Linked DNA regions of Homo sapiens: regions 2 and 3 are each linked to region 1. Evidence: chromatin loops called from intact Hi-C (ENCODE). Cell type or tissue: ovary. All regions are shown on one strand. Links, peaks and the distances in the headings refer to the core of each region. The heading gives the core; the rest is flanking DNA. Region 1 holds the start of LOC105377727 (a long non-coding RNA gene). Region 2 overlaps ERGIC1 (endoplasmic reticulum-golgi intermediate compartment 1). Region 3 overlaps ERGIC1 (endoplasmic reticulum-golgi intermediate compartment 1).

Evidence for each region. A loop is a pair of places that touch in the nucleus more often than their neighbours do. Peaks named below come from ENCODE experiments on the same cell type or tissue, not always from the same donor. Only the 100,000 strongest peaks of a DNase experiment are listed, where the experiment ranks them.
Region 2: a loop joins it to region 1, with 4 times the contacts of the local background. A loop is called at or near these places in 46 of 110 quality-filtered maps.
Region 3: a loop joins it to region 1, with 3 times the contacts of the local background. A loop is called at or near these places in 63 of 110 quality-filtered maps.

The regions. Positions count from the first base shown.
Region 1 is chr5:172,477,283-172,482,282 of GRCh38, reverse strand. It overlaps LOC105377727 (a long non-coding RNA gene), which reads right to left and starts at 3,232. Exons shown (of 2, transcript XR_941225.3): 1 at 2,679-3,232. RefSeq lists enhancers at 1,959-2,578, 2,579-3,200. In ovary, for the core only: a CTCF peak has its summit at 3,103 (motif pointing left); a DNase peak (open chromatin) is centred at 3,132.
Region 2 is chr5:172,938,673-172,945,528 of GRCh38, reverse strand. All of the region lies in intron 9 of ERGIC1 (endoplasmic reticulum-golgi intermediate compartment 1), which reads right to left. Among named protein-coding and RNA genes, the nearest start is that of RPL26L1-AS1, 17 kb to the left of the region's middle. RefSeq lists a silencer at 2,001-2,172. In ovary, for the core only: no CTCF peak of the experiment used is centred there; a DNase peak (open chromatin) is centred at 2,095.
Region 3 is chr5:172,930,577-172,937,432 of GRCh38, reverse strand. It overlaps ERGIC1 (endoplasmic reticulum-golgi intermediate compartment 1), which reads right to left. Exons shown (of 10, transcript NM_001031711.3): 8 at 4,897-4,997; 9 at 2,123-2,245. Among named protein-coding and RNA genes, the nearest start is that of MIR10523, 19 kb to the right of the region's middle. RefSeq lists an enhancer at 5,037-5,106 and a silencer at 6,054-6,123. In ovary, for the core only: a CTCF peak has its summit at 4,850 (motif pointing right); a DNase peak (open chromatin) is centred at 4,882; H3K27ac peaks cover 801 bases.

The DNA of each region.
Region 1 (5,000 bases), core at 1-5,000:
CTGAGGCCACTCAGACAGAGAAGAAATCAGCCTCATCAGCAGGAAGATACCCATCAGTTTTCCCATCTTGCTGTTATGTCTAAACTGATCTCTGGCAGATTATATAAGAAACTTAGAGGGCAGAGACTGTGACTTTTACATGCACAGGGTCTGAGTGCAGTCCTCCAGCTAGGTATTTAACAAGCACTTGCTGGTCGTGCAAACCAATGATGATGATGATGATGATGATGATGATCAGTCTGACAATCATGGAACAGCTGGAGATTGTGAAAATACAGAAAGCTAAGGTGGGGCCCTAACCTTGAACAGTTTATAATCGAAACAGACAAGCCACACAGAATGCTGATGATAATAGCACACACAGACAAAGGGCACAGGCTCCGGAGTCAGACAGGCTTTCATTTCAAACTCCAGCTCCACTGCTTGCTGCTGTGTGACCTGGAAAAATCCTCAACCTCTCTGTGCCTCTTTGTTCTCACCTACAGATGAAGATAGTCACTGTTACCTCAAAGGGCTATAAAAGCGTGGCTCAGCACACAGTAAGTCCTCCACAAATGATCATCAGGATTACAATTATAATCCTGATTACAACAGTTATGTTGTAAAAGAAAAACCTTACCATGTGGAGCAGCCATCCCCAACCTTTTTGGCACAAGGGACTGGTTTTGTGGAAGACAAAATACACGGTCCAAAACCATGGACAGGGCGGGGAGAGCAGGGGATGGTTTTGGGATGATTCAAGCACATTACATGTATTGTGCACTTTATTTCTATTATTATTACATTGTAATGTATAATGAAATAATTACACAACTCACCATCGTGTAGAGTAGTGGGAGCCCTGAGCTTGTTTTCCTGCAACTAGACGGTCCTATCTAGGGGTGATGGGAGACAGTGACAGATCATCAGGCATTAGATTCTTATAAGGAGCCGCAACCCAGATCCCTCACATGCGCAGCTCACAATAGGTTTTGTGCTCCTATTCAAATCTAATGTTGCCACTGCTCTGACAGGAGGCAGAGTTCAAGGGTAATGTGAGCGACGGGGAGCAACTGTAAATACAGATGAAGTTTCCCTCACTCACTTACCCACTGCTCACCTCCTGCTATGCGGCCTGGTTTCTAACAGGCCACAGACCCACACCAGTCCATGGCCCCAGGGTTGGGGCCCCCTGTTTTAGAGATACATATTATAATAGTTACAAGTAAAATTGATGAAACAAGAGTGGCCAGAAGTTGAAGACATAGCTGCAAGATCAGTACATTGGACTTCAAATTATATTATTCTCTATGTTTTTATTTGTTTTTGAAATTTTTCATCATAAAAAGTATATTAGGCCAGGTGTGGAGGCTTATGCCTGTAATCTCAGCACTTTGGGAGGCTGAGGTGGGAGGACTGCTTGAGTTCAGGAGTTTGAGACCAGCCTGAGCAATATAGCAAGACCTCGTCTCTACTAAAAAAATAAAAATAAAAATAAAATTAGCCAGGCATGGTGGTGCGCATCTGCAGTCCCAGCTACTTGGGAGGCTGGGACCGGAGGATTGCTTGAGCCTGGGAGGCAGAGACTGCAGTGAGCTTGATCACACCACAGCCCTCCAGCCTGAGTGACAGAGTGAGACTCTGTCTCACCAAAAAAATAAAGAGTATATTAGCCAGGTGCAGTGGTACACACCTGTAGTCCCAGCTACTTGGGAGGCTGAGGCAGGAGAATCACTTGAAGCCAGGAGTGCGAGGCTACAGTGTATGAGGATCATGCCTGTGATTAGCCGCTGTACTCCAGCCTGGGCAACATAGCCAGATCTCATCTTTAAAAAAAAAAAAAAAAAGCATATTTAAAAAGTTCTTCAAAGAACATGTAAGAAAGATACTCTAATTTCCCTGTTTTTCAGATGAGAATATGAGTCTCAGAGAGGTTAAGTTATTTGTCCAAAGTCACACAGCTCATGTGGCAACGGAGCCCGAATTCATACCCAGGTCAACAGGACTCTAGAACCCAGACTCTAACCATAACACCAGTCATCAGGAAAAAAATTACAAGACAACCAAAAATCGGTGCACATGTTCACTGAGAGATATATTTAGTCAAACAACTAAAAAAAGAACTGCTTTTAAAGGCCCAAACTGAAATGTAAATTGAAGGGAAACTTACTTCTTTCAATGATTCACTTGGGAGGAAAAAAGAAACTCTGCTCCTCTTTACTCATTTTCTTCAGTGCCTCTTTTTCTCTAAGGATCAGAGTTAGAGAGGGTGGTAATAAACAGTAATAGCAATACATGTGTCCTATCTTGCCACAAGGCCGGCCACTCTCCCTGCGTCTTCCAGAGGCTTCCCGCACAGGCCTGGGCACAGCATGGACGCTCCACAAAAGGCTGCCAATCTAAGACTGGTGGTGGTGGGAGGGGTGCACCCCACCATGGTTCCCTGGAGCCCCACAGTCTGGGTTCAAATCCAGTTTGCCCCTTGAGCTGTGTGACCTTGAGCAAGTCACTCTCCCGCTGGGACTCTTGCAGGGCCCTGAGCACTGTGCTGGACAAGTAGGCCTCACCGAGGAAGGGTTCCCCCCACCACCACTGCTCCTCCCTCTCGCAGAAGCAAGCCTTGCTGAGTAACACGAAGCATCAATCCAGCACCCTGTGTGAAACCATCGTAAGTTGTGAATGAGTGGAAATTGACTTACTAAGGCTGGGGCTGAATCATTCCCTGCATCTTCCGCATCTGCGGGGGCTCCCGGCGCAGAAGGCAGATGAATGGGCAGGGCGTGTGTCCCTGACAGCAGCAGCTCCAGCGTCTTCAGGTGCCACACTGCCTCCAGACGGCTTCCCTTTCACGGGGAGTGCATGGCGGGAGCTCACCTGTGTGCCTGGGGCATGTTCTTTGGAAGGCGGGGTCCCCAGCAGGGTGTTGGGAATGGAGGCAGTGGTCCCAGCCATGGGCAGCTCAGAAAGATCAGCTGTCTGTCCCCTCATTTCACACGAGGAAGCAACTGATTGAGAAACAAATTAGAATCTGAAGGGTTTGCCATTCATCCAGGACTCCCTCTGTCTGTCTGTCTGTCTGTGTGCCTGAGGATCGTTTGAAGGGCGGTGACAAAGCCCTCTGGTGGCGAGTCAGCCCGCTTCTCAGGGACGTCCACTGAGCACACGAGGAATAAGAAGGCAGTGAGTGCCCCCATCTGGCAGGAGTCAAGAATGTAGGACTCCTGATAAAAGATCCTAGAGGAATGACAATAGCCCCAAGGTGACATCATAGCAGGTTTAATGAGCACCTACTGTGTGCCAGGCTCATTTCATATGCTATCTCATTTAATCCTCACAATCACCCCCACGAAGCCCCATTTTACAGAAAAGAAAACTGAGGCTCCAAGGGGTTTACTGCTCTGGCCAAGGTCACTCAGTTATTCCATAGCACAACCACAATCAAACTCCGGGTCCAGGCTTTATTTGCCAGAGGGAGAAGGAGAGACGAAAAGAATGAAAATAACATTTATTGAGCATCATCTGTGTCCCACTTCTATGGACTGAATGGTGACCCCCCAAAATTCATGTTGAATCCCTAACACCCAATGTGATGGTACTTGGAGATGGGCCTTTGGAAGGTAATGAGGGTTAGACGACATCATGAGGGCAAGGAATTAACACCCTTGTGATGGAATTAACACCCTTATAAGAAAAGATACCAGAGAGCTCCCTCTCATTCTCCATCTTGTGAGGACACAGTAAGAAGGTGGCTGTCTGCACGTCAGGAAGAGAGTCCTCACCAGGATCTGAATTGGCCAGCACCTCCAACTTGAATTTCTAGCCTCCAGAACTTTGAGAAATAAATGTCTGTTGTTCCAGTCATGCAGTCTATGGTATTTTGTTACGGCAGCCTGAGCTGATAAGACAGCAGATAGCATGGCCCTCATGATAAGAGCAGCCCACACTTACTGAGTGCTTACTGTGTGCCACGCATGCAGTGTCTGAGGGCATTACCCAAACCACTGGTTTTCATTAATCCTCACAATAACCCTGCAAAGTAAGTACAATACATATCCTGATTTAGAAATGAGACACAGGGAAGATAAGTAACCCACTCCTGATAAAAGATCCTAGAGGAATGACAATAGCCCCAAGGTGACATCATAGCAGGTTTAATGAGCACCTACTGTGTGCCAGGCTCATTTCATATGCTATCTCATTTAATCCTCACAATCACCCCCACGAAGCCCCATTTTACAGAAAAGAAAACTGAGGCTCCAAGGGGTTTACTGCTCTGGCCAAGGTCACTCAGTTATTCCATAGCACAACACAGAAGCCAGAGCCTGTGTATGTAAGGGGCAGATCCGGCAGACAGAAATTACTGGCAATGCTAAGTGTGATCATGTGGTGTGCCAGTTCAGGTCCTCCAGGAAGTGGATGCCAAGATAGGATTCAATGTGCAAGAGAAAGAGATGTATTGGTGGAAACACCTGTGTAGGACAGAGAGGGAGCAGAAGGCAGCAGGGAGAGTTTGGGTGCTGTGCACATTTAACACCTAGGAAAGGAGAGCAAGAGGGAAGGACTGGGGAGGAAGAGCGCCAGACAGCAGCAGAATTCCGGGAATGTCTTGGCCAGGCTGATAGGGAGTTCCCAAGTCAAGGCGCTGATAGAGGAATCCCACATAGGGCAGGAATGGCCTGGTTCTAGTATTCCCACTGTGTTCAGTTGTGGCTGTGTCAAGTGTGACAGCAGAGTAGACCACTGGTGGGTTAAAAGTTACGGCCACTGAACTGTCCATCAAATGTGCTTCCCACAGTGGGTCCTCTTGAAGGGAGAGCTGAACAGAGCACCTTGGTGGCTGTCATGCTTGGTGTAGGTGGCATCCACCAGACCGCCCGGCCACTCCATTGTACCCTATACCTATTGTGATTGATCTCATGCATGGGACAATTCTTTGAGACCATGTGAATATTCTATACTCCAACAACCTATCTGTCTATTGGTTTTAGCATTTACTGATATGATCTTTGAACCAATTATGG
Region 2 (6,856 bases), core at 1-5,000, 460 kb before region 1:
GAGACCCACTTTAACCAGAAAAATCAGTAAAATATTACTTATTCCCCAGAGCACGCCTTTGGGTCTCAACTTCCATTCTCTCTCTGGCACTTTTAGCAGAAGGCAAGACGAGTCATACAGGAACAGGACCGCAAGAGTGTCCCAGCACCGCAGGCAGATTCTTTGTGGCCGCTGGGGGCCCACGCACTCTAAGGGCCCTCTGAAGTTACACAGCAACCCATTCAACAGAACAGGTAGCTGAGGCCCAGACAGGGTGTCCTGTTCCCTCAGGCAGTTGCCAAGATGTGTTTGTGATGAAGAACATCCTTGTGGGGCAAAGCACCTTAGGCCAGAGGTGGGTTCCATCCTTTGGCCAGTGAGGGAGCTCCCTGAATCTCACCACCTCAAGCCTATTGGGAAAACTCTCATTTTCCTGAATGCCCAAGGGAGAGAAGATAGCAGACACAACTGACCACATGGGAGGTGCACAAGACGTGTTTGTTGAATAAATAAAGGAGTGAGAGAAAGAATGAGGAGCCAATGGGTGGGTTCCAGAGTGAGGGAATGAATGACTACTCAGGAAAGGCACAGGGTTCCACACCCAAGGCAGCGGCAAAGGTGACTCGCTCAGGGGTGTCAGCCGGGGGCGTGGGGAAGGCAGTGCTGATGAAAAGGTGGGCCTGGAGGGGGAGACCCTGGATGGGGCAGGCAGCAGGTGCCCCTCTCCACTAAGTTGCTGTGCCTGGAGACCCTGCACCTGGAAAGCGATGCCATAGAGGGCCTGGGCTTTGGAGGCTGGCAGAATTGGCTTGGACTCCTCTCATCCATGTGCTCTTGTGCCACCCTAGCTCCCAGTGCCTCAGTTTTCTGGCTTTTAAAAATGGGAAGACTGGCCGGGTGCGGCGGCTCACGCCTGTAATCCCAGCACTTTGGGAGGCCGAGGTGGGTGGATCACCTGAGGTGGGGAGTTCGAGACCAGCCTGGCCAACAAGGCGAAACCCTGTCTCTACTAAAAATACAAAAATTAGCTGAGCGTGGTGGCAGGTGCCTGTAATCCTAGCTACTCAGGAGGCTGAGGCAGGAGAATTGCTTGAACTCAGAAGGTGGAGGTTGCAGTGAGCCAAGATCGTGCCACTGCACACCAGCCTGGGCAACAAGAGTGAAACTCCGTCTCAGAAAAAAAAAAAAAGGAAGACTAATCCTCACCCCCTAGGACTGTGGTGGCATTGACTGAGAGTGGCTTGGTCCCTTGCCACTGCCACGCTCTTGTATCTCCCAACCAGGCCTCAAGGCTCAGAGACAACCTAGGGTGGGATCTTCCCCGTCGGGGATGAGGGAGCAGGGTCACTGAGCCAGGGAGGGCCACCTCGGCCAGTGCATGCACCACTGCTCTGGGCAGCAGCCACAGCTCCAGAAACAAAAACAAGGACAATTCAATACCTGGGCCCCAGTGAGTCTGAGGGCAGTGCAGGAAGTGGCATTCATCAGACGTCATCCGATAATGCCCCTCTGTTCCCACCAGCAACTTCCTCCCAGGGGTCCCGTCAGCTTCTTGGCCTTCCACTGTGACTAGAATGAAGTCAGCTTGTCTACCTTTAAAAGGGGTGCGTGTGTGTTTCCCTTACATTTTCATTATGGTTCTTAATTCCTTATAATATGAGAAGGATGTGTTCCAGCCGCACTGGAGCGGGAACTAAATGCCTGTTTTTCCACCAGCACGAACGCCTTCCCAGTGCATCATTACTCCCCTCCCCATTACTCTCCCATAGCGTGCAATGGAGAAGCACCATACACACCGCCGTGGGAGGCGAGATTGTGGGCTTTGGAGTAAACACTCCTGCGGTCCAATCCCAGCTCTGTGGCCCTGGCTGGGAAAGCCAGTTTACCTCTCTGAGCCTCAGTTGCCCCATCTGTAGAATGGGGCCCACTGCAGGGACCGGGATGACACTGTCCAGCTGCCTGCTGTACCCTAAGTGCCCAGGAACTGTTCAGTCACTTTCCCCGTTCAGTCAGCACTGCTTTAAAAGCGTGTGGAGGAGGCGCCGCATGAGGAAATAAATAATGAATTGGAGTCTCATCAGGCTCCAGCAGCGGCAGACAGGCTGGAGCCGGGGATGAGAACACCAAAGTCGTGGAGGAGGCAGAGGTGGGGGGTGTAGTCGGGGAAGGGAAGTGGTTGACTGGGCCCTGGAAAGGCTGGGGGTGGGGGAGGAGAGCGTGTGGTATCAGGCCTTCCAGAGCTCCGGGGGCCTGGGGAGAGGCCTCCCGCTGACATTTTTACAATTCCTATGGGCTGCAAAATACCCATCCACCCCACCTCGCAAGAACCTCACTTTGGTTGAGCACCTATTATGTGCTGGGTCTGAGATGGCACCTTCTCCTCTTTTCTCATTCAATCCTTGCCACTGCTAGGTGACCCTCATTTCACAGACAAGGACACAGAGGGTCAGAGAGGGAATGACTTGTCCACAGTCACAGGGCTACCGAGTAAGCAAGGATCACTAGAAGCCAGGTTTGGGAGGCTGCAAAGGGCCTGCTTTTTCTGTTAGCCCACCTGCCCTCATTCCCAGCCGGAAGACTCTTCCTAGCCCCTCTCTTCATGTACAGATAGCTTCCATGCAGGGAATCTGTCTTCTCAATTCTGTTAAGGTTTACGTAGCAAATATCCTGACCTAAGGGGTCCCCGTCAGCAAAGTGTTGGAAGTCAGAAGCTCTGCAACTATAAAAACCAGCCTGGTGTGCAAAATGGAGCCCACTCGGTCTCACGTTCCTCTTCCGCCTCCGAACCTGCTCTGGGAACGCACGCGCCAGGAGGCCCCTCTCTGTACAGACCCAGTTTGGAGCAATCTGTCTCTGGAACACCTTCTTGAAGATCTAGTTCAGCTTGGAATACCACGGAAGGATCTGAACTGAAGCGTTTTGCACATTTCCAGACCTGAATCACCAAGCTCCTAATATGGGTTCTGTTCTGTCCCTCCAATAACAGAAATCTTCTTGGTTGGGGGTGGACCAAGGTGTACACCTCTCCTTCTATGTGCTCATTGTTTGACACCTATTTATTACCCACATTGATGCACTGGATCTGGAGACCAGAGATGACTAAACCTGGAGCTCGTGGAGCTTCCCTGGTGCTTGTGGTCCAGGGAAGAGAGACACCGAGGGAACCCTGAGCAGGGTAGCGGGGGCAGAGAGGAGAGAACCGAGGCGGCATATGGGAGCTGGGAAGGCTCTCCTGCCACCCCAGGGCCAAGATGGTCATTTTTCCAACTCACATCATCTTAGTGGGTAGAACCTTCTCAGTTTGAAGTTTGTCTCTTGTCAATTCTTTTTTTTATTTTTTATTATTATTATTTTTTGAGACGGAGTCTTGCTCTGTCGCCCAGGCTAGAGTGCAATGGCACGATCTCGGCTCACTGCAACCTCCTGGTTCAAGCGATTCTCCTGCCTCAGCGTCCCACGTAGTTGAGATTAAAGGTGTGCACCACCACGCCTGGCTAAGTTTTGTATTTTTAGTAGAGACGGGGTTTCACCATGTTAGGCTGGTCTCAAACTCCTGACCTTGTGATCCGCCCACCTCGGCCTCCCAAAGTGCTGGGATTACAGGCGTGAGCCACTGCGCCCGGCCTTGTCAATTCTTCTTAATGCCCCTGCCCTCTTCCCTGCCCCCAGCACTTGCTGCCTTAGTTTCTGGCAAATGTTTGCAGAAGCCTAAACAGGTGAACAAAAGGTGTTAGATATGGGCAGGAAAACTTGCAAACTATCAGCCAATCTGCCTTAGATGGACGTCGGCTTTTTTAATGGTTTGTGTGAAGCTGTGATTTCACCATGCATATTCACAATAAAACTTTGTTTCCTGCTCTAATAGTTCTTCCTGATTCTCAGGATGAAAGTCACTGTATCAAATGATCCTGATGTCTGTCCTACCAAGAGTTCTATGACTTCTGGGGGCTTTGTTGCTGCAACACCCCTGACAGCCCTTGTTTTGGAAGATAGAGGCTCCTGAGACAGTGCTGGGGGTAGGGGATGTTGCAGAGGCAGGCACTGGGGTCAGGTCCGAGCCTTGCCATTTACTGGCTGTGAGATCTTGGATGAGTTTTTTCACCTCTCTGAGCCTCAGTTTAATCCATTTATAAAACAGGAACAAAATCATCTACCTTGAGAGGTTGCTGGGGGGGCTAAAAGAGGTAACTATGTAATTACTTGGCACATAGTAGGTGCTTAATAAGGGTAGCTATATGATCACTTTTTTCCCTCATCCTGTCTGGCTAGGGAAAATATGATCACCTTTTTTTTTTTCTTTTTTGAGACAGAGCTGGAGTGCAGTGGCACGATCTTGGCTTACTGCCAAGATCTCCTGTCTCAGCCTCCAACTGCCTCAGCCTCCACAGTAGCTGGGACTACAGGCGTGCTACCTGGCTATTTTTTGTATTTTTAGTAGAGACAAAGTTTCGCCATGTTGGCCAGGCTGGTCTTGAACTCTTAGCCTCAGGAGATCTGCCCACCTTGGCCTCCCAAAGTGCTGGAATTACAGGTGTAAGCCACCGCGCCCAGCTGAAAATATGATCACTTCTTTAGGCAGCTGCCTCTTACACATTTCTGAGCACCTGTGTCCAGGTCAGGCCCTTCACTGGATGCTGGGGACACAGGTAAGTCAGACGCGGAGGTCATCATCAGGCCTGACAACCATGCAGGGCAATCTAAAGTCTGGGGGATTAGTCCCCAGGTTAGAAAGCATGAAAGAGGGCAGCAGAGAGGAACGTCTGTGGGTGAGGCTCCCTGTAGCAACTCTCCCTCATACCCAGGTTAAGCCCTGGCCAAGGGCCCTGAGCACCACTTGAGTTAAGGGAGCTGCGCAACTCTCCAAGAATGACAGGTTTTGAGTAGCACGCAATGGGAGGGTGTCATCGCCATCCGGTACTTCTTGGTGGGCAAAAACCATCCCGGTCATACTGGCCCAACTGGCACTTTGTGACTTCTGGCTGTTCCTCCAAAATAAAATAAACCATGCAAGGAAAGAGATCTGACACCTCTGAAGCCCTCCAGTCTGTCACCACAACCCACTTGAAGGCAATCTCAATCTCAAAAAGGGAGCTACAGCAAGTGGCACAGGACAAATGTGTGTGTGGGAGGGGAGCACTTTGGAGGGGATTACTTGCATGTCGTCAAACACAATCTGTTTATTCCCTTGGCGCTGGAATGTTCTAATATAGCACAGAGCATCGCTCTGAGCAAGGTGCCCCACGTGCCGAGAGAGAGAAGCTCCAAGAAGCCTGGCTAAAGACTTCCAGGAGGAAAAACTGTTGTAGGCTAGGGATAAACAAGCCCTTTTGGGACAATGAGACCCTGGAGGGGGCAACCTGGAAGCAGCCAGGTACTAAACACTTGGCAATGCATCTGGGAGGCCCCATCTGCCTCTACCCTCCCTCCCTCCAGCCCACCCACAGCTGCCTCCCAGCCCCGCAGCCGCCACATGACGACATCCCGACCTAAGCCCCTCTTCATCTGCAGCCCCTCTAAGGAGCTATTTGCAGAGGCCCCCATTTGCCGTTTAGGGGCTTTGCACGCAAGTGTTTGATTTTTAAAAAGAGAGAAAGAGAAGCCACAGCAGGTGCCTCCACTTCCATCCTGGCCCCACCCCGCCCTCCGAGGGCTCCCAGGGATCTTTGTGCCGTGTGTGTACGTGTGTGTCTGAGTGCTGGCGTCATCCCCACATCTGCTGCCCTGTGACAAGGGCCTTTGAAGCTCCACAATGACGCCATCTGCCAGGGACAGCCGGCCGGCTGGCTCCTTCAGAGCTGACCCCACGGTTACCATGGCAACCAAGGTGGTGGCACAGGGCCTTCAGAAGAACCACCAGGCTAATGATGTCAGGAGGTTCCCTGCAGCAGTGTGGCCCACAAGCCCAGGGCTTTGCCAGCCCACGCTTGAGCAGAGGTGGATGGGGCAGAAATGGAGGACAGGCTGGTGGCCAAGGACAGGAAGAGAAGGAGGAGTCATAGAGGCATTGGGTCTCTGACGAAGGAAGGGTCTTCCCCGTGGCTTCTTGGAGCCTCCTGCTCTCAGAAGGTCAGCGGCTCACTGGGGAGTTTGTCACCTGCCAAAGGGGGTGGCATGGACTTCATACGACATGTTATACTGGGCGCCTCTGCGCATAGCATTCCCTTTCCCGGGCCCTTCCTCCTCAGCTCAAGGCCCATCACAGGGTTCTATTCTTAGAGCTTCCCAAACAAAGGGGATGGCGCCCTCTTGTTTGCCTGCAGTGTCTGGCGCACATCTCCACTAGAGCCGGTCACAGCTCCCTGTGCTCACTCATCTGCCCCTCCAGCAGGGGGCTCCTTCAAGGCAGGGACTGCGTATGATTCAGCTGACCCTGGTGCCTGCTACGGGGGCCGGAACATAGTGAATTCTAGCAAATGTTAAGTGAATAAATGAAGTTGCTTCATTTCTCAGCCACTTGCCAAGTGATTTCTTTTTTCTTTTTTTTTTTGAGATGGAGTCTCACTCTATCGCCCAGACCCGAGTGCAGTGGCGTGATCTCGGCTCACTGCAACCTCTGTCTGCCAGGTTCAAGCAATTCTCCTGCCTCACCCTCCCAAGTAGCTGGGACTACAAGCATGTGCCACCATGCCCGGCTAATTTTTTGTACTTTTAGTGGAGATGGGGTTTCACAATGTTGGTCAGGCTGGTCTCAAACTCCCGACCTGGTGATCCGCCCGCCTCAGCCTCCCAAAGTGTTGGGATTACAGGCGTGAGCCACCGTGCCCGGCCGATTTCTTTTTTTTTTTCTTTTTTTTTTTGAGATAGAGTCTCGCTCTGGTACCCAGGCTGGAGTGCAGTGGCATCAGCTCAGCTCACTGCAACGTCCGCCTTCTGGGTT
Region 3 (6,856 bases), core at 1,857-6,856, 450 kb before region 1:
CCACCTCCCAGAGTGCTGGGATTACAGGTGTGAGCTACCACGTCTGGCCTGAATTGAGTCTTGTTTTAAATCCCATCCCTCCAATTTCTAGTGAACTTGGGCATCTTTTCACTGCCAATATCACCTCCTCTGTGAAGAGCTGGTCCTTGGCCTTGTCTGCTTTTTTGGTTGTTAACTTTTTCTTACTGATCTGTAGGAGTTCTTTACATATGAATTCTGAAGGCTACCCCTTTCCCATTTGGATGGCAAGTATCTTTTCCCAGGCTGCGTGTGAGATTTTTGCTTTATGTTATGTGCCGTTTGTTGAACAGGAGTTTCTAACTTTTATGTGGTCAAAGAGAACAGCAAAAAACTGTTCTGAGGCTCATGTAAGCACCAGACTTATGACACCCTTTGTATCTCTCTGTCTGTTTTCTGGGGATTTTTGTTTTTTAGAGAAAGGGTCTCGCTCTGTTGCCCAGGCTAGAGTGAAGTGGCACGATCATGACTCACTCTAACCTTAAAATCCTGGGCTCAAGTGATCCTCTCACCTCAGCCTCCTAAGTAGCTGGGACTACAGGTGCATATACCACCGTATCCAGCTAATTTAAGAAGATTCTTAGAGACAAGCCTTCACAATGTTGCCCAGGCTGGTTTCAAACTCCTGGCCTCAAGCGATCCTCCCGCCTCAGCCTCCCAAACTGCTGGGACTACAAGTGTGAGCCACTGTGCCCCGTCCTACTTGGCTTTTCACATCTGCAAACAGCTTCTCCTTTCACAATCTCCTCTGAGTCCCACAAGGCCCTGGGAGGTGGCAGGAACAGAGATGATCGTTCTTACTTCACAGATGAGAAGGCAGAGACCCTGTCACAACATCCCACTGTTCTGCCTCCTGGCACCCACTCTTTCCTCTTCCAGTAGCTGGCCCCTGCCTTTTCTCTTGAGAAACCTCATTCCTCACAATCTGTGTCCCTGCGGTTTGGATGGGGTTGACACCAGAGAGGGTACAGGGCCTAAGCCTGGCCAACCAGAGCATTTGATTTCCCAGGCCACAAGGATGGCATGAGGCCTGAGCTGGGCCAGTGAGAGCTCTGTCCTATCTAGGACTTGGTTAGAATGACTGAGAAAGAGGCCATTTCTACTGGTAAATTCTACTTGAAGATGAAGCCAGTGTAGCGGAAAGCAGATCCGAAGATAGAGACCTACTCCTGGCAATGTTGGAGGCTGGATCCAGCCATGCCTGAGGCCTTCTACTCCTCAGGCCAGCTCAAGGTCTGGTTCTGGATCTTCGGTAACAGAGTCCTGACTAATACTGACCTAGTTATTGCGGGAAATGAAAGAGCCAAGGCCCTTGATCTTGAACCATCATTACAAGCATGAAGAAGTACAGAAGCATAAGGGCCTCCCAATGCCATATTTATCTTTAGGTCTCAGTTTCCAAATCTGTGAAGTAGGGATAGCCACCCTGTCTCTTCCACCTCAGCTAACTCTGGCTTCTTCAGTACCTCCTGGGCCTCTTGGGTGAAGAAGGGCACCCTGACCCTCCTGTTCTGACCCTAAGGACCTTCTGAATGGGAGGCCAGGAAACAGTAGACATGATAGAAATAATCAGCATAAAGGAAAACTAACATCAGCTTGAATCTGCCCTAGAGAAAACTGGATGTGGTAGAGACCATGGCAAAAAAGAGAGAACAGAGAGGAAGGAAAGGGAAAAATCGGACCCTATCAGCAGCTATAACTGGAAATTAGACCTGGAAAAAAAAATGAGTTCAATCTTTGGTGCAAAATTTACACATTAAAGGATAAACTCTGCTAAGAATAATTTCCATAACAATAAAAAGCTGGAGAAAATCCTAAACATCTAGTGGAACCATATGGAGATTTGCTTCAGGAATTAAATGGATTTCAGGGCATTCCCCTCTGGAAAATACTTTCTAGACAAAACGTCATCGATACTGATGTGTTTCTGACAACATTTCTCAGCATCCTTGGGGTCGAAGCCTCCTGTGCCCAGCCAGAGCCCCTAGCCCTGCAGGCTGCCTCCTGTTTCAGCGAGAACAGGTGAGGGGTGCCAAGGAAAGGGGCCCAGAGCAGGCGCAGGGTGGCTGGCTCAGGGCCCCACCCACTGCCCCAGGCCACTCACCGTGGTGATGAATCTGTACAGCGGCTGCCGTCTCTCTGTGTACTTGACCGTGATGGGGCTGAGGTCGTAGCGGAACCAGATTGCAGGGATGATGCGGCCCGTGTGGCTGTAGGCGACGTATTCCTGGGGTAGAGGATATAAGAATCAGAAGTACAAACTGTGTCTCAGGGGGGGCGGGGACTGGATTGCAGAGGGCCCCCCAGCAACCCTCCAGAAAGGGCTTTCCTCCCTCTCTGCCCCACGAAGCCAGACTCCCCCACTCCCTCTCTCACATCCCTTCCCCTGGAGGCCCTGAACTCTGCCGTGCACAGCTGGGCATTTTTGATACCCTTGGTTGTTTAGAAATTGACCAAGTGAGCTGCAAGCAGCACCAGAATCAGAAAATAAATTAGAAAGCAGAGCTGTAAAAGGAAAAGTGCAATTTTTGGCTATTGCCTCCTTCAACCTCTGGGCCACGCGAAATCCATTCATTTATTCAACAATGGTTTGCTGAACGCCTCCACTGTGGTGGCCCATGGCTGGCTGCTGGGGACCCCGAGGTGAGCAAGTCCTGCCCTTTACCCAGAGGGAGTCGCAGTCTGCAGAAGGAGGAAGACATAAGAATATCCCTAACACTGTGACATCATGCATGTGGGATGGAGGAACATGGAGAGTTGAGGGGAATGAATGAATGACCCATTCTCCCGGGCGGCATCTGGGAGACTGGGGAGGGGACATTCTGAGCCACACATGATGAATAAGCAGGAGTCCCAGTGTGTGTGTGTGTGTGATGGGTGTAAATGCCACGTGGGGAGTGGGCTAGCTTCTTCAGAGGAATAGACTGAACTGCAAAGCCAGAAGGCCCCGCCCTGCCACCAACCTTCCTGAGAATGCACACAGCAGGGACTAAGGATACTACGAGGCTGAGCTAACAGTGCATCCTTGGGCCAGCCCCTCCCTCCCTCAGGGACTTGGCTTCCCCATCTAAACACGGATGGGCCTGGGATGATGATCCCTGGGATCTCTCCAGTTTGGGCACTTCAAGGTGCTAAAGTCTGCAACAACTGGAGGCCAAATTGAACCACTGGGGTACCCCCAACCCCACATGCTGAGCCTGAGGAGCCCAGGCCACTCCGGGGGTAAGTAACACTGAGCCCTGACCTCCCGCTGGGTCGCTGCTGCCTGCTCCCAGGGCAGAGTGCGGCTGCAGCCATAGAGAAGCTAAGCAAGCTGTATTTGGCTGCTGGGCCTTGCCAAAGCATTGGGAAAAGGAGCTTTGTGCAAGGGAAGACCAGCTTTCTCCAGGAGAGCTGCTGGGGCAGGATGACTGTCTGGGTCACAACCCAGAGCTGAGGGACAGAGAAAAAGAGTGAAAAATAGCAGCAGTCAGTATCACTTACCTAAAGGCTTTTTTTTTTTGGTGGGCTAGGCATTTTTGAAAACATTGCCTCATGTGACAGCACTCTTATAAAGTATCATCTCCATTTTATGAATGAGTAAACTGAGGCACACAGTGGCTATGTGACATGTCCGGGGTCAATAGCTAGTGAATGACTGAGCTGGAATTTGAACTGCAGCGTGGTCCTGAGCTTGCATCTGTGCTTTTCCATCTGTTAGCTGCTATGAGCATGTGAGGGTTACAATGAGATGCCCCCTGTGAAACAGTGAATAAAAGAAACAGGGGCTCCCGGGAACATCAATTTAGGGTGAGTCAGAACAGAGGGACTAAGTCATTGGACAGAGAGCAGCTCGCAGGTGGGCAGACTCACAGCCCCTTCCTCAGACCGAGGCGTGAGGTGATCAAGAAGCCAGGCTCTGGAGCCCAAGGAAAACCTGTTCTAATCCCCACTCAGCCACTTTATAGCTCTACAACCACCTCTCAGTGCCTCAATGGTCAAATCAACAAAATGGGCTCAATAACAGTCTCAACATCAGAGCTGTCATGATGATTGAGAAGACGGAAGAAGAGAGCTTAGCATGTCTAGCCCCCAGGAAGTACTCAATGAGTGACAGCTATGCCTCCTACTGTTGTTATAATTAACTGAGCTAAACAGGTATCACTTATAAGGGGTTTGGGCAGCCTTGGAACAGAAGAAAAAGGACAGTCCTGGTGGTAAGTGGGAAAAACCCATCCGCCAGGGTCTAGCAGGGGCATTTCAACCAACAGGTTTCAAGTATTCATGTCCCATTGGTGGGATACCCCCAGGGAAGCCCAAGGCTGTCTTGTCTTGAGACCACTAATTGCTGGGTCATCCCACTCTGCAGACTCTGACCATGCTCTGCTGCCCACTAAGGCCTGGCGTCTTCTCCATGACTTTGAGTGTTGGGGTCCTGGGGACACCCCTGTCAATCAACAGCAAATTAATCAACAGCCATCTTGGTGTGACTCAGTAGCCTCATGAGTTTGGGTAAAGTGCCTGTGCCCTGAGAGCAGGAGTGTCTGTCTGTGTTGAGCACCCAGGGGTCTGTGTCTGAAGGACTCGGACCAGATGCAGGGCTGTTTGAGACCTGCAACCCCAGGACCTTTGTAGGACAGAGACTACCTGCTCTTTGTCAAACGCATCACACCCTATCTCCTGGTTAGATCTGTTCTCCTTGACTCTGAGACTGCCACATGGCAGGGACTGGGCTTTTCAATTTTACCCAGGGACAGCGCCTGGCCCAAGCTAACCCCCAGGAAAGGCCTCCAGAAAGGAATCAGAAGAAAGTGCGTCGGTGCAGCCGCCTGTCATCTCTGCTCTCCGTCAGCAGAGGGCGCCGCCGCACACAGCTCGGCCCAGCCACCGCCCGCGCACCTTGTTGGCCACCGTGTACTGGTAGGAGTACCGCTGCTTGCCACTCTTGTCCTCATAAACCGTGGGCACAATCTTCAGGATGTAGTCGTGGGAGGCCAGGGCTGCGGGAAGGACACAGCAGAATGAAGCAGGGGGACGGGCACTGCCCGCTGACAGCTCTATGTCATTTCAATCCTAAGCCTAAATTCCCTGGGCACGGCAGGGGGCTCATTCCCCAGTTTTACCACCAACCAACTGCTCTTCATCTTCTCCCCTTGGATACCGGGAATTGGGAGACTCTATCCATCAGGATCTTTCCTCCTGCACTGTGCACATCATTAAAATTCTGGAAACAACCCAAATGTCCATCAATAGAGCAACCATGAAAGAGTGAGTGTTGGCCAGGCGTGGTGGCTCACGCCTGTAATCCCAGCACTTTGGGAGGCCGAGGTGGGTGGATCATCTGCAGTCAGGAGTTCGAGACCAGCCTGCCCAAGATGGTGAAACCCCGTCTCTACTAAAAATTCAAAAATTAGCCAGGCGTGGTGGCAGGTGCCTGTAATCCCAGCTACTCAGGAGGCTGAGGCAGGAGAATCGCTTGAACCTGGGAGGCGGAGGTTGCAGTGAGCTAAGGTCATGCCACTGCACTCCAGCCTGGGCGATAGAGCAAGACTCTGTCTCAAAAAAAAAAAAAAAAAAAGTGTGGGTGCTAGGAGCAGCTATTCTCCAACAGGGAAAAGAACCAAGTCATGGGACAGGATACACATGTGTCCATGGATTGGGGGAGGAGGAGACACTCTGTATCCATGTAAATATATAGGAGAATTATCTGGAAAGATGCCCAAGGAACCACGGGCAGCTTTAGCTTCTGGGGAGGAAGGCAGGATTTGAGAAAGATCCCATTTCATTGTACATCCTCTGACATTGTCTGAATAGTTTTACTTTTAAAACAAACTAGGTTTCAGTATTAAAAAGAAAAGAGCCTATCAACCAGAAAAACTGCACCAATGAAGCACTGATGAACTGAGAATGGGGAAAGAAATCAACGGCAGATCAGTTCTTCCTGGATGGGGGAGCTGCTGAAGGCAGGGATGGAGCCTTACTCAACTCTGTGTCCCCAGAGCCCCGTGCAGGGCCTGGTACCAAGTGGACCGTGGCAAATGCTTACTGAATGAATGAACGGATGGAAGGATGATTGGACAGGGGCATGAATGAAAGCACAGATGAATCAGCTGCTGATAAGCGTGAGGTAACTGGAATCCAATGCTGGGCTGATAGAATGCTGGCCCAGAGCTGCCAAATATCACTCAGGAAAGGTATGAACTCTCCTGGGCCTTCTGGGATGCTTACAGGAAGCTCATGGGCCTTCCACAATCTCGGGTCACGGACTACAGAGCTAAAATAACACAGAAATTTAGGCCTGTGGGTTCTAAGCCTGGTCGCAGAGTCGAGTCAGTCCTCTTCTGTAAGAAGGCTGGGAATGCAGACAGCATTCACTGCCCTGACACTCCCTCCCTGCCCCTTCCTGCCAAAGCCATATCTCAGTAAGCAAAGGAAGTGCTTCTTGAATTGTTTTGAGTAGGTTCCTCTGAAAACCCGAGAAAAGTCCTGCAGCCGCAGAGCCCAGTCCATGAAGACTCCAACATCCCTCTGTTCAACCCTGTAATGGTTCTCAGATGTCAGAAGCAGTCGAATCATTTGGAATAAAAAGACACCTGGACCTCTTTCCAGGAGCATCCCGCCAAATGGGTCAAGGGTGGAGCTCAGAATTTGCATTTTTAAAACAAGAGCCCAAGACCACGCTTGATAGTGGTGTCCAAACGCCCATTGCCCTAGGTTAAAAACTTGAAGGAATGAAAAAGTGAATGCCTTATCAAAATCACCCCTGTAATATTTCTTGTTAAAATTTGTACAAGGCCGGATGTGGTGGCTCACGCCTGTAATCCCAGCACTTAGGGAGGCCGAGGTGGGAGGATCACTT